Linked DNA regions of Homo sapiens: region 2 is linked to region 1. The links are chromatin contacts, found by Hi-C or POLR2A ChIA-PET in ENCODE. All regions are on one chromosome and are shown on one strand. The core of a region is the stretch at or near the end of the contact, and the rest is flanking DNA. Distances in the headings are between cores, read along the strand shown. Region 1 overlaps F2R (coagulation factor II thrombin receptor). Region 2 overlaps SV2C (synaptic vesicle glycoprotein 2C).

Region 1 (7,074 bases), core at 251-2,750:
GCAGTTCCTAAGTTGTTTATCAAAATTTACATTAAAATAACATAAGCTGTTGATTGGATACACATTGTTCTTTGTATCACAGATTCCAGGAACATGAAGATAACAGGGAATGTAGCTAGTCAGGAACAAAATGCCTTTTTTTTTTTTGAGATGGAGTCTCTCTCCGTTGCCCAGGCTGGAGTGGCGCCATCTTGACTCACTGCAACCTCTACCTTCTGGCCTCCTGGGTTCAAACAATTCTCCTGCCTCAGCCCCCCGAGTAGCTGGGATTTCATGAGCATGCTGCCATGCCTGGCTAATTTTTGTATTTTTAGGAGTGTAGGGGTTCCACCATGTTGACCAGTCTGGTCTCAAACTCCTGACCTCAAGGGATCCTCTCGCCTCGGCCTCCCAAAGTGTTGGGATGACAGGCATGAGCTACCACACCACCAGGAACAAAATGACTTTAAATAATTGCCCACAGGCATGGGGGGTGGTGGGTAGGGGGAGGGTATGTGCCGGGGGTGTGACTGAAGTCCTCTACTCCCGTCTCTCTGGGCCTAATAAATTTTGCACACCTCACATAGCTCAGACTGCTGAGGGATTTTTCTTTTCTTAGTATCAACCCTGGTTTACACATCAGAATCTTCTGAGGAGCTTGAAAACAATATCAATGTCCAGGCCTCGCCCCCAGAGATTGGCACTGGAATTGTTTAGAAGCTCTCCAGTGATTCTATGCGCAACCAGAGTTGAGAACTGATTTAGTTTCTTTTCTTTTCTTTCTTTCTTTTCTTTTTTTTTTTTTTTTGAGACAGAGTCTCGTTCTGTTGCCCAGGCTGGAGTGCAGTGGTGCCATCTCGGCTCAGTGCAGCGTCTGCCTCCCGGGTTCCAGCAATTCTCCTGCCTCAGCCACCCGGGTAGCTGGATTACAGGCACGTGCCACCATGTCTGACTAATTTTTGTATTTTTAGTAGAGACAGGGTTTCACCATGTTGGCCAGCCTGGTCTCGAACTGCTGACCTCAGGTGATCCGCCCGCCTTGGCTTCCCAAAAAGCTAGGATTACAGGCATGAGCCACCAGGCCTGGCCAACTGATTTAGTTTCTAAAACTTGTTACAAGGCAGAGCTGATAAAATTCTAAATCTGAGGTCTTCAAATTTTGTGCTTCCTAACTAAACATTAAGTATTAGGATTAAATCCCAAAGCCAGTTAGCTTCTGGAGGATGGGAATATATTATTTGTCTTGTTTTTTTTAAAATATGTGTCAGCTAGTTTCAAGAGCAACTAGATATCCCAGGATAGGAAACAAAACAACAAAAATAGATATCAAATGATTATGGTTTTGCTCACGAATGCATCTCAGTATTGGACAGCCCACCCTTCGTGGTGTTTTCACTTCCTTGGATGGGTCGCATAGCAGCACACCAAAATGACCTGCAGATGTAGTCATTAAGATAGGCAAAACAGCCAGACTGGCCCTGCCACCATGCAGGCTACTATAGATGCAGCTTTCTTTTCTTTTTTTTTTTTTTGAGATGGAGTTTCGCTCTTGTCATCCAGGCTGGATGGCACAATCTCGGCTCACTGCAACCTCTGCCTCCTGGGTTCAAGCAATTCTCCTGCCTCAGCCTCCTGAGTAGCTGGGATTACAGGTGTGTGCCACCACATCTGGCTAATTTTTGTATTTTTAGTAGAGACAGGGTTTCACATGTTGGCCAGGCTGGTCTCAAACTCCCGACCTCAGGTGATCCACCCGCCTCGGCCTCACTAAAGTGCTGGGATTACAGCGGTGAGCCACCGTGCCCTGGCCAGATGCAGCTTTCAAAGCTCATCTCCTTACTGCTTATGAGTCATTTCCTGAAGTGATAAACACACAGCCTGCTGGGTTGAAACTGTACATGCTGTGTTATCTGAATTCTGAGATGCTACTGAATTTGACCTCTGGTTTTCCGTGTGTTTCCATAAGACTAGCATGCAATCAACAGTCCCCATGACAACAAACTTGGCGCTTGAGTTTCACTTTACAGGAATGCCACCATGGGTAGAATCTGCTGCTGTTCTGAATTGTCTCTTGGTCTTCTGGTCTGAAACTTTGCTCAGCAAGCACCTCTCTCTTTCCTTTACACAGCAGGTGGCTGAAAATCAGACCTCACACAGAGCTTCCTGTTCTGTGGACCACACCATACCTGATGACGTGAATCAGTATCTTTTCTTTTCTTTTTGTGACAGGGTCTCACTCTGTCACCCAGGCTGAAGTGTAGTGGCACCATCTTGGCTCATTGCAACCTCCGCCTCCCAGGCTCAAGCCATCCTCCCACCTTAGCCTCCCAAGTAGCTGGAACTACAGGCATGAGCCATCACGCTCGGCTAATTTTTGTATTTTTCGTAGAGACGGGGTTTTGCCATTTTGCCTAGGCTGGTCTCGAACTCCTGGGCTCAAACCATTCATCCGCCTTAGCCTTCCAAAGTGCTGGGATAATAGGCGTGAGCCACTGAGCCTGGATGTTGAATCAGTTTCTTGCTCCAAGACTTGGAACCCCTCAGCTCTGAAACAGCCAGAAACCCAGAGTGGTGCCTGCAGCTCTAAGCCAACTCTTTACCCCTGTTTGCTTTTATGCTTTTATAATAATTACCAGTTTATCTGTTTTCTTCAAGTCAATAAAGTTGGGACATCTTGGATAAGGGCAGTGGTTTTCAAACTTCTTTTGCTCAGAACACCTTAATACACTTAAAATTATTGAGGACCAGCAAAGAGCCTTTGTTTATGTGGGTTGCATCCATTGGTGTGCTGGAGTCAACTTGTACCTGCTCACAAGAATTCAATATTCAGGAAATTTGTCAAGCCAACTGTTAAACAGTTGGGAGCTTGAAACTGGAAAAGAAGGGAGTATTCACACCATCAAAATTGGCAAATGCTAGTTTGCCAGATCAGGCTTTTTTTCTTTTTGTGGAGATCCTGCTTAGCAGCACATCACTGACTTTTTTTCTTTTTCATTTTTTGAGACAGCCTTGCTCTGCTCTGTCGTCCAGGCTGGAGTGCAGTGATGCCATCTTGACTCACTGTAACCCTCGCCTCCCAGGCTCAAGTGATTCTCGTGCCTCAGCCTCCCAAGTAGCTGGGATTACAGATGTGCACCACCACACCCAGCTAAGTTTTTTATTTTTAGTAGAGATGGGGTTTACCTATGTTGCCCAGGCTGGTCTCGAACTCCTGGCCTCGTGATCCGCCTGGCTTGGCCTCCCAAAGTGTTGGTATTACAGGTGTGAGCTACTGCACCCTGCTGCCAATGATTTTATCTACTGATATTTTCCATATTAGACATTAAAATGGAGAACTTTTGAAAATATCTATTTCAGCTAAAAATGACAATAAGCCCATTACATGTTAAAATAAATACTATATTTTTCAAAATTTTTTCCCAAAACAATAATTTAAGGAGGAGAGTTGCATTGTTTTACATTTTTGCAATCTCTTTAATGACTGGTGTAATAGGAGACAGTCAGATTTTCGTCTCTGCTTCTGCATTCAATCTGTTGCACTTTCACATGTTGTGTAGCTTCTGGAAAACTCATCTGTCCACTTATGAGAGAAACAGACCAAAAAAGGCAAATAATATCTTGGTATTTGAAGAGAGTTTGACCTTGCAGATCTCCTGAGAGTCTCAGGAACTCTGAGAATAATTGCATTAGAGAATTTCTCCTCTCTTCTCACATTGCAGCTCACTTAACCACACCTCCTTCACAAAACACAATTAGGTTTATCCTGTGGTCAATTACTCTTCACACACATTTGGTCTAGTAGTTTCAAAAGGCATAGCCACATAACAGGCTAATTATGCCAGGAAATTACCATTGGTGAACTGTTTTTCCCCTTAATTTTCACGACAGCACCTGGCTGAAGATAAGCTGCTAATGGATGGTCCAGGCCCCAGAAACTTAAATAGCTTGGTCATCAATGCTGCTTAACCTTTTCCACTTGCTTCTGTAGCTCAACTTCCTCAAAGACATGCCAACGGCAAACAGTTTTTAAAATTTCTTAAATTCAGAAGTATAACCTAAAATTTTCCAAGTGTATATTCAATAGCCAAGCATTCCATTTCCTTAAAAATGCTATTTTTAGCTTGGTGGAAAAAACATTTTTTTTTTTTGGATACATGGTCTCACTCTGTTGCCCAGGCTGGACTGCAGTGGTGCAATCATGGCTCGCTGCAGCCTCAACCTCTTGGGCTCAGACGATCCTCCCACCTCAGCCTCCTGAGTAGCTGGGACCACAGGCATGCCATCGTGCCAGGTTAATTATTTATTTATTTTTTAATTGAGATGGCGTCTCACTATGTTGCTCAGGCTGGTCTCAACCTCCTGGTCTGAAATGATCCTCTGGCCTCAGTCTCCCAAAGTGTTGGCATTATAGGCGTGAGCCACCATGCCTGGACAAAAAAAATTTTTGTGTTAGCAAAATTTAAGGTTTTTTGAACTCAATCTATTCCTTGAAACACACGTGAAAAGTCCAGGCCTTAGAAACTTAAAAAGCTTGTGTGTTAACTTATAAAAATTCTGTATGTTAACAAAATCCTTGTTTAGTTGAAATAATTTTTTCATTGACTATGACTCTAGAAATAATTTATCAAAAATTTTTTTATTTTCAACCTTGAGAAGTACTAGTCATTTTGCTTTAAATTTCCCCTCCTCCCTTCTGCCTGAGGGAGTGCTAGACAGCAAAGGACTGTCATTCAGCCAGAGAAGACAGCACAGCCATTTTACGGATTTCCTTTCTGCTCTGACATTTAATTTCTCTCTCACTAGGGAAGAACTGCAGACACTACCCATGATGTCTATAACTCAGAAATTTGAATATATTCTCAATAAGCTTAAATTTTCTTAAGAAGGGATTGAGAGAGAGAGAGAGAGCTAATCACTCAATGTCTTTGGCAGAAATGGTGCTGTTTGTTTTATTTTTTCCTTGCATTTGTTCTTCCAGATCCCTTCTCCACGGCAAAGGAAGCTGATCTTTATGGACTACTTCACTCTGGGTATTGGGTTAAGATTAGGATCAAGGGGAGGCCTCCCAAGAGATCAGAGGGTGAGGGAGAGGCGTCAGTGTGTTCCCTCCTGTACCTGGGCCTTGGCAGTAATGGCTTCCCCTGATTGCTAGTCTCTGGGGGGTGCTTCACCAGTCCCCGTTGGTTCCCTTAACCCTGTCTACACCTTTGTAAATCACCTCTTCATTAAATGCTCTTCAGTTAAACCCTTAAAGTGTGCCAGGACCAGAAAGATATAATACTAATTTGTTCCAAAGAGATACCAAGCAAATGTTCACATTTATTAATACAGGTTATGTTTTTAAGAATGAACATAAAAACAGTGACATACTATTTTGTAAGTACATTAATGATATCATATTTTAATATATACAGACTAATAAACAATGACAGTAAATCTTCACTGATTTAGATAAAATGAATAGTCACTAAATTAATAAAACCAGTGCTAGCTTCTACTTACAATACAGTTATATTACTTTTATGTAAGTTATTCTATGGTATTTGGAAATAGTTTGCTCTTTTATTTTTTTATTTTTTATTTATTTTTATTTTTTGAGATGGAGTCTTGCTCTGTTGCCCAGGCTGGAGCACAGTGGCGCGATCTCGGCTCACTACAAGGTCCGCCTCCTGGGTTCACGCCAGTCTCCTGCCTCAGCCTCCCGAGTAGCTGGGACTACAGGTGCCTGCCACCACGCCCGGCTAATTTTTTTTGCATTTTTAGTAGAGACGGGTTTCACCGTGTTAGCCAGGATGGTCTCGATCTCCTGACCTCGTGATCCACCCGCCTCAGCCTCCCAAAGTGCTGGGATTACAGGCGTGAGCCACCGCGCCTGGCCTGCTCTTTTAAATAAACATTTGCCTTGCAACTTTCTATTTTGTTTAAAATGCTACCATTTTTTCGTAAGATAAGAGATATGTTTCAACCTAATTTCCAAATTACTTTGTGAATTCCATGAAGATTTTCTATACTTGATACTTAGGAGGTTAAAAAATGCTTTTAAAGTCTCATTAAGTCTTAAGTAAATGGAAATTATAGAATAATTTTCCTAGATTTCAATGTCAATTCTATTTTCTTCTGTTATTTCTAAGCAGACTGACATGATTGATTCTTAAAAGAAAACCTGATTTGAGCAATCTATTGAGCAAAACATTTGTAAATAAATAGTGCCCAATTAAATCAGACTTATTTTAAAAAATATATGTCCTGTACTGCATTGTTTTCATTAAGTTATAACCACAAGAAATAGTAACCCAAATGTTCAAACTTCTTTAGCTGACAGGCCTTGTTTGTGTGAAACATATTTATTACACATACATCACACTCTATGCATGATCTACTTTGCTCTTGAGGGCAGGTCTCTGTCTTATTCCACTCTGTACACTCAGCACCTATTGGAGTGGCCACAGCGCATAATGGGTGCTTCCATATCAGAACTGACATTTCAGAACAACTACTAGATGTGTTTACACCCAGTGGATGGGCATCCAGAAGTCCATGCCTTCTTTCGTTGTTTTTAAGATGGGTAGAGAAGTCTTTCATGGTCATTACCTCCTAGGATATCACATTCTGCTTTGCCAGTTTCTCATAAACATGATCAGTTCACAGCCAATCCCAGGAGGATGGAGCAAATGTAGTGGCCCCAGTCTCACTGCTGTGAGGCTCAGCAGGAAGGTTTCTGGCCAATCTGTGTCTGACATGGCCCTGGCATGTGTCTGCTGCCTGGAGTCCTCCATCGGGGGCGGACACATGCAGCTCTCAGGAATAGCCTACTCTGAAAGCCAGCCTACATTCACTAGAGGACTTATGCTCAGTTTTGGCTTATGTGTACAGTGTGTAAAATGTAAAAAATACTACCCATATCAAAACAGAGGCTTTTCATCTGTTTCCATAATTTTAGGAATTCAAACTTGGATATGTTTAAAATTGAAAACACTAGAACTTCTACGCACAGATAGTACTAAGTCTTACCTCTTAATAACTTAAACCTTGCCGTCAAACAATTTCAAAATACACTTATTTGCAAAAGTGGTACAAGCCCAAACTATGGAGTCT
Region 2 (6,697 bases), core at 375-2,874, 440 kb after region 1:
CAAACGATCTAGGTAGGATAACTTATAAAAGACACAAAATTAATAAAATGGGCATAAGAGGGGGCAAATCAAGATAAGGAAGAGTGAAACAAGTATCTGGACTATGCAGATTTAGCAGAGACACAGGCTCTCTGCTTCCTGATTGCACAACAGAGAAGGAAATGTGAAGAATTACACAATTTTTATCATATGAAGTGAGGACACATAACAGCTTCTCAAAGCATGGGTGGAGGAATACAAAATGATTCCTAGAACCCACCCCTGAGATGTTCAGTCTTCATGGTAGACTCTGAGTAGAAGAAGATGTGTCCTATAATGAACAACGTCCTCATTAGTGTTTTCACAGTAAATGCAAATGTAATCCTAATAGAGATTGGATGTGTGCCCCACCCAAATCTCATGTTAGAATGTAATCCCCAGTGTCAGAGATGGGGCCTGGTGGGAGATGATTGAATTATGGGGGCAGATTTCTCATGAATGGTTTAGCACTGTGCCCTTGGTACTGTCCTCGCAATGGTGAGTGAGTTCCTGTGAGCTATGGTTGTTTGAAAGTGTGTGGCACCTCCCCTTGAGCTCTCTTGCTCCTGCTCTTTACATGTGATGTGCCTGCTCCCCCTTTACCTTCTGCCATGATTGGAAGCTTCCTGAGGCCTCCCCAGAAGCAGATGCCACTATGCTTCCTATGCTTCCTGTATAGTCTGCAGAACCATGAGCCAATTAAACCTCTTTTCTTATAAATTACCCAGTCTCAGGTATTTCTTTATAGGAATGCAAGAACAAACCAATACAAATCCCAGTATTAAGAGAGGGGGGCCTTTAGGAGATGATTAGGTCATGAGGGCTTCTCCCTGGTGAATGGGATTAAGGCCCTCATAAAAGAGGCTTCACACAGTGTTTGGCCCTTCCTGCCCTTCTGCCTTCCACCATGTGAGGACACAGTGTTCGTCTCCTCTGAAGGACTCAGCAACATCTGGAAGCAGACAGTAGCTCTCACCCAAGACACCAAACCTGCCTTGATCTTGAACTTGCCAGCCTCCAGAACTGTGAGAAAATGAATTTCTCTTCTTTATAAATTACTTAGTCTCAGGTACTTTGTTAGAGCAACACAAGAGAATGAAGTAAAGCCTCTAGCCAGAATTTTTGTGTTCTATTCCTGTATTCTTGTATTCTATCCTGCCTCCATGGGGAGATGAAGCTATAGAGTGTCTCAACTGGTTGGGATTTTCCTCTAATAGCTGAGTTAGAGATCAGTGGAGACCTCCTAATGCAACCCAGAGAAACATGGAAATGGTGGAAGAGGTTTTAGCCTGAAATATTTTCAGATACTCACTAATTAGCTCATACTAGCGAATTTACCATGGCCATGGTCACGCTGCTCTGGAGCACAAGTCATCTTCTAGATCACCAAAGGAAATGACTTCCTGTGATTATCTGATGACATCTACTTAAGTGCTGGAGAGCGTCTGCCAGCAACAGCGTGACCGCGGTGAGAATGCACCTGGCAGACCTTTGTGTTATCGTGCTGGTGTGCACAGAGGTGTTTTCCCACATGCTGCTCCCAGACAATGACTGGACCTGACAGGACTATTACTGCAGGCTGCTTCCTGAGTCACACAGGACTCCTCTGAGGCTGATGTTGTCATGATCCCTGGGTCTCCAACAGCCTTGCCAAACCTTCCTTAGATTACTGGATAGTCTGGGAGATTCCACCCAAATACTCCTTCCTCCCTCCTTCGCTCAGGCTTAGAGTTGCATTGCAGCTCTCCCATACTTCACTCCCTCTCCATCTTCTCTCACAGTCATTTCCTCTAATAACATTTTTGCATGTTTAATCCCATCCTGACATCTGCTTCATGGAGGACCTGAATTAATACAAATAAGCAACATTTGTTTTTATTTCAATTGATATTTAACCTTTCTGACAACAGAAACACCGTAGGTCTGTACTTCTCACAGGAAGGACCTGACCAATTTCAATTTATGAGGGTCTTTTTTTTTTAAGCCAGATTTTTGTCCTAGGTGAATACTCATCCTTCTATTCCTTATGGCAGAGGGATAAGCAGCTGATTCTCCTAAAACAGTATCACACTCTTATAGTATACAAGAAAAAGGAAGGAGGCTATGACCTAGCCTTGCTTTAACATTGAGGAGGTTATTTTATTTTATTATTTATTTTTTGAGACAGGTTCTCTCTGCTGCTCAGGCTGGAGTGCAGTGGCACAATGGGCTCAAGCAATTGAGGGGTTCATTTTAAACGTATAGTGTAATCCACATCTAAGCTCTGTTTGCAGAATGAGAGGTTGATGAAAGAAAGCTCAATGAAGCTGCAGAGTCTTAATCTTGCTTTTGGCCGCACCAACTCTGGCAGGACCTCGTTCACAAAGACAGAGAATTAACATTTGTTGAATGAATGAAGGAGATGCCGTACAAAGATTGTATGGTTCCTTTCAGAGCCTAAATATTTAATAGGTGGGTCACTGAGGGTCTGAACTAGAATATTTGATAAGCAGACATCCAGGGTTGAGTGTTAGATGTTCTGCAGGGAGATGGATGGAGGGGTACCTACAGGGTTCTGCAAGCTCAGTAATAGATGTTGTTGAAGAAGAAATATAAGTTAGAGACAGGACAGGACACACACAGAATACACCTCTTTGGGGTCAATAAAAAAAGGGAATGAGCCCAGAGGAAGCACTCAAGATCAGTTGCAAATTGATATCCCAAATGTTTTGGCATAGTTCTAGGAAAAAACTCTCCTACATTTCAAAGTCCAGATAATACTGACTCCACCCTCTGGCACAGAGGACTTCTATGGCAACATAGCACAGGAGTGGTACATGAAGGCAAAGTCCATTTGTCTTAGCTCATATCAAATGGTAAAGCAGAGCTTCTTTTATTTTAATTTAGCTATTCAAGCTGCTGAAGCTATACCCAAAAGCCCTAGCCCTTTCTCTGATATGAGTCTCTGTGTTTCCATATTGGGAGCAATTTTTTTTTTTTTTTTTTTTTTTTGAGATGGAGTCTCACTCTTGTTGTCCAGACTGGAGTGCAGTGGCATGATCTTGGCTAACTGCAACCTCCGCCTCCCAGGTTCAAGCCATTCTCGTGCCTTAGCCTCCTGAGTAGCTGGGATTACAGGCACCCGCCGCCATGCCTGGCTAGGTTTTTTTTTGTATTTTTAGTAGAGACGGGGTTTCACCATGTTGGCCAGGCTGGTCTCAAACTCCTGACCTCAGGTGATCTGCCCGCCTCGGCCTCCCAAATTGCTGGGATTACAGGCATGTCCCACTAGGCCCAGCACAATTGTTTTTTATAACTAGAAATGTGTTTGGCTTTCCTCCAACAAACCAGGAAGGTCAAGAGATATGTTCTAGATACCTCTTTGTGGTTGCTTAATGCAGAGCTCATGCAGACACATCTGCAAACCTAAGGAAACGACCCTCTAAGGACTGGTTAGCCACTTAAAATGTGGGCTAAGATAGGCTATTAAACTCTAATCCTCACTGCTTCATTACAGCTTCCTCATATTGTTAGCCTACAAACTAAGTTAAGGACACACTTAAATTCCTTCACTGGCTTCATTGCCCTATTAATTCCTTCTAGCACATATGTTCCCCTATATTTTCTTTTTAAAAGATATGAGTGGAACCTACAACTTTGTGAAGCCAGATATTTTTGGATTTTTACTTTCCTGGGGAAGTGACAGTTTGGCTTTTTTTTTTTTTTTTTTTTTTGAGATGGTGTCTCACTCTGTTGCCCAGGCTGGAGTGCAGTGGTGTGATCTTGGCTCACCACAACCTCTGCCTCCTGGGTTCAAGTGATTCTCCTGCCTCAGCCTCCTGAGTAACTGGGATTACAGGCACCTGGCACCACACCCGGCTAATTTTTGTATTTTAAGTAGAGACGAGGTTTCACCATATTGGCCAGGCTGGTCTCGAACTCCTGACCACAGGTGATCCACCCACCTTGGCCTTCCAAAGTACTGGGATTACAGGCATAAGCTACCGTGCCCAGCCAGTTTGGGTTGTTTTAAAATAATTTTTCAGTGGTCTCACAGGGCTTAGAGTGCCTCTTACTAGAGGCCCATTTCAACATACCTCCGGTCTGTGGGGTACAGTTCCACAGTGACCACGTCAAGAGAGTTCCAGGCTGAGATGGTCAATCCATTGTACAGACACAGCATGCCTATCATCATGGATTCACTGGTGCCGAACCAAAGGAAGAAACAGCTGATCCCCGAAAGCACCATAGAGCCACCTGCCAACAATGCAGACAAAAGGCTGGAATGTTTCCTGTCATCTTAGTAAAGCAAGAACCCTTGGGTCCTTGGGATTGCTCAAGAAAACTGAATTCTAAGTGGAAGCTGCAGGATGGGCTCCATAAAGCTCAAGAACTGGTGCATTCACCTGAATGAAAGGCTCTAACTGCCTCTGAACACAGAAAGTATGAAATGCATATCATCTTTTACTCAGCTACTTGAGTGGGAAAATATACATTTTACACATAGTTTTTCAGTCTGTTAACTCATGGAAACCACTCAAATGAAATGTAATTAGACATAATTTTCACTATAATTTAGTCCCAACGTAAGGTCTAAAGGATTTCTCCTTATTGGATGCAAATCCCTAATAGATGGGAGTACAGGGGGAAACAGGGTCCCTCTGGATTGCAGGGGCAGCTCTTTTATTTGACATGAAACTGAGTACATACCTAGCATTGTTAAGCGCCCAATTCTGTCCATCAGCAGAGCAGACACAATGTTCCCTGGCAATACTGCCAATGTCCCCAGAAAGTTGACAAAATAAATCCAGTAGGCACTATAGTCATCATCAAAGGTAATCTGACATCCCGTCTTGTTGTGAAAAAACGAGCAGTTTTTAAATTCACTGTCAATGAATTTATATGGCTCAAAATCTGTAGAAACAACAACAAAGACAATTCATCAAGCTCTTACCAGGCATGCACCAGTATAAGAAAGCCTATGGAGGATTCGGAGAGGAAACCAGTATTGTAAATTCCTTGAGGGCTTTCAGGCCTATGCTAGCTTGACTTTTTGGGTCTTCTGGCCAAAGCATAGGATCTAGTCTGGGTCTTCACATCATAAAGTAGGTGAATGATGAGATACCTTTGCTGAATAAAGGAATACATTAAATTAAGGGGTCCAGTTATCTTCTGATTTCCTATGGTCGGCCATTGCTAATTATATTACTTGCTTACTCCTTTACAATATTACTATGTCCTAATTATCATGTTACATAAAGACTATCATTATAGTACTAATAGTGTCCATACTACAATTATAAAAACAATTTGTTTCAAAATGTGCATGGGCTGGGTGTGGTGCCTCATGCCTGTAATCCCAGTGCTTTGGGAGGATGAGGCAGGAGGATTGCTTGAGCCAGGAGTTCAAGACTAGCTTGGACAACATAGTGAGACACCATCTCTACAAAAATAATAATAATAATAATAATAATAATAATAATAATTTTTTATTTGAGGCCGCAGTGAGCTGTGATTGCGCCACTGTACTCCAGCCTGGATGACAGAGCAAGACCCTGTCTCTAAGGAAAAAAAAGTGCAAGAGTCAGCCTTATCATTGCCATTTTATGAGACTAGAGGGCACAGAGAAGGAACAAGTCTTTCCTGAGGCTGAATTTATAATTTAAAGTCTATGTGCATGAATCTACTGAGGAACAAGAGTCAGCCTCATCTGAAGGTCACCAGCATTCATTGCTAATCTTTTCTTGAATTTGAAACCATCCAAGAAGAGTTGCAGATGGTGGTGGTTTCTGCTAAAAGGCTGTGAGAATTGAAACTATCTTCCTTGCTGATCAAGATCTGACAAAATGTTCGTCTTCTGAGGTTTAATGGGTTAGAAGACAGGTAGATAGCATTGCTCAAAAAACAAAAAACAGAAAGACACCTGACCTCATTCTTCTTTGGAGCTAGGCAGAGCCCTTGTCTGAGCACTAAGAAGGCAGGTCTGGCAACAGGGCAAATGCTGATGCTCCTGCCAATGCCACGCTGTTATGCTGGATTCATTTTATAGGACACACAGACCAATGTTTGGGAGTGGGAAAGTGGAAGGCACAGGCTTTGAAATCAAATAAATCTGGGTTCAAACATCTGTTATTACTAGTTCTATAATTGTGGACAAATTACTTAACTTTCCTAAGCCTCAGCTACTGTGAAAACTAAATGAGATAATGAATGTCTAATGACCTAGAGTAGAAAACAGTATATAGGTGTTCAATCAATGCTTGTTTGCCTTCCTTTTTTTTCCCCCTGGGGAGTTTAAAATACCCCATTATATGGATTTGGCCAAAATATATATGTATCTGAGCATAGCCACATGTTGTCTATCTCTGTTGGCTATAGAGTTGAGGCATTTAAACAAACACCAGATTTTGAACCCAGGATTATCAAAACAAATAAACTACAGGTTAGGTCTTTGCTTTAAAAATTTATTCATCAAAGGATTTTTTTGTTGTTGTTGTTGCCAACTTTTGAACTTTGGCAAGCTCCATTTGCACTAAATCTGACAAAGACAAACAATACAAGCCAACCTTTGATCCAACCTGATTTAGAGAACTTGTTCCATTTATTCTTTAATATCCACTTCCCGCATAAGCCTCTGCCCACATTATCACATGGTTATCACAGTGGGCCCTTTGGAGAGGCCTCAGGTAGAGGCAGTACT

The links. Hi-C counts contacts between places; a loop is a spot of excess contacts on that map. ChIA-PET counts read pairs that join two places held with the same protein, here RNA polymerase II (POLR2A). Pooled maps may share reads with other maps.
Region 2: a pooled map shows a loop between it and region 1 (2.7-fold over the local background). The contact joins two enhancer-like sites. A Hi-C loop is called at or near these places in 1 of 37 single-sample maps with no recorded cell type and 4 of 50 pooled maps. POLR2A ChIA-PET finds 5 or more read pairs at or near these places in 1 of 52 experiments (activated CD8-positive, alpha-beta memory T cell).

What each region holds. Positions count from the first base shown.
Region 1 is chr5:76,733,975-76,741,048 of GRCh38, reverse strand. F2R (coagulation factor II thrombin receptor) reads right to left here. Exons shown (of 2, transcript NM_001992.5): 2 at 5,279-7,074. Among named protein-coding and RNA genes, the nearest start is that of F2R, 21 kb to the right of the region's middle. RefSeq lists enhancers at 1,630-1,699, 1,800-2,129. Within about 2 kb of position 1,500, at least 15 of the 41 ENCODE cell types and tissues checked have a DNase peak (open chromatin) inside an H3K27ac peak, as active enhancers do.
Region 2 is chr5:76,298,943-76,305,639 of GRCh38, reverse strand. SV2C (synaptic vesicle glycoprotein 2C) reads right to left here. Exons shown (of 13, transcript NM_014979.4): 11 at 4,708-4,911; 12 at 4,095-4,254. The region is part of intron 1 of SV2C-AS2 (SV2C antisense RNA 2); the gene reads left to right. Among named protein-coding and RNA genes, the nearest start is that of SV2C-AS2, 9.3 kb to the left of the region's middle. Within about 2 kb of position 1,624, at least 4 of the 41 ENCODE cell types and tissues checked have a DNase peak (open chromatin) inside an H3K27ac peak, as active enhancers do.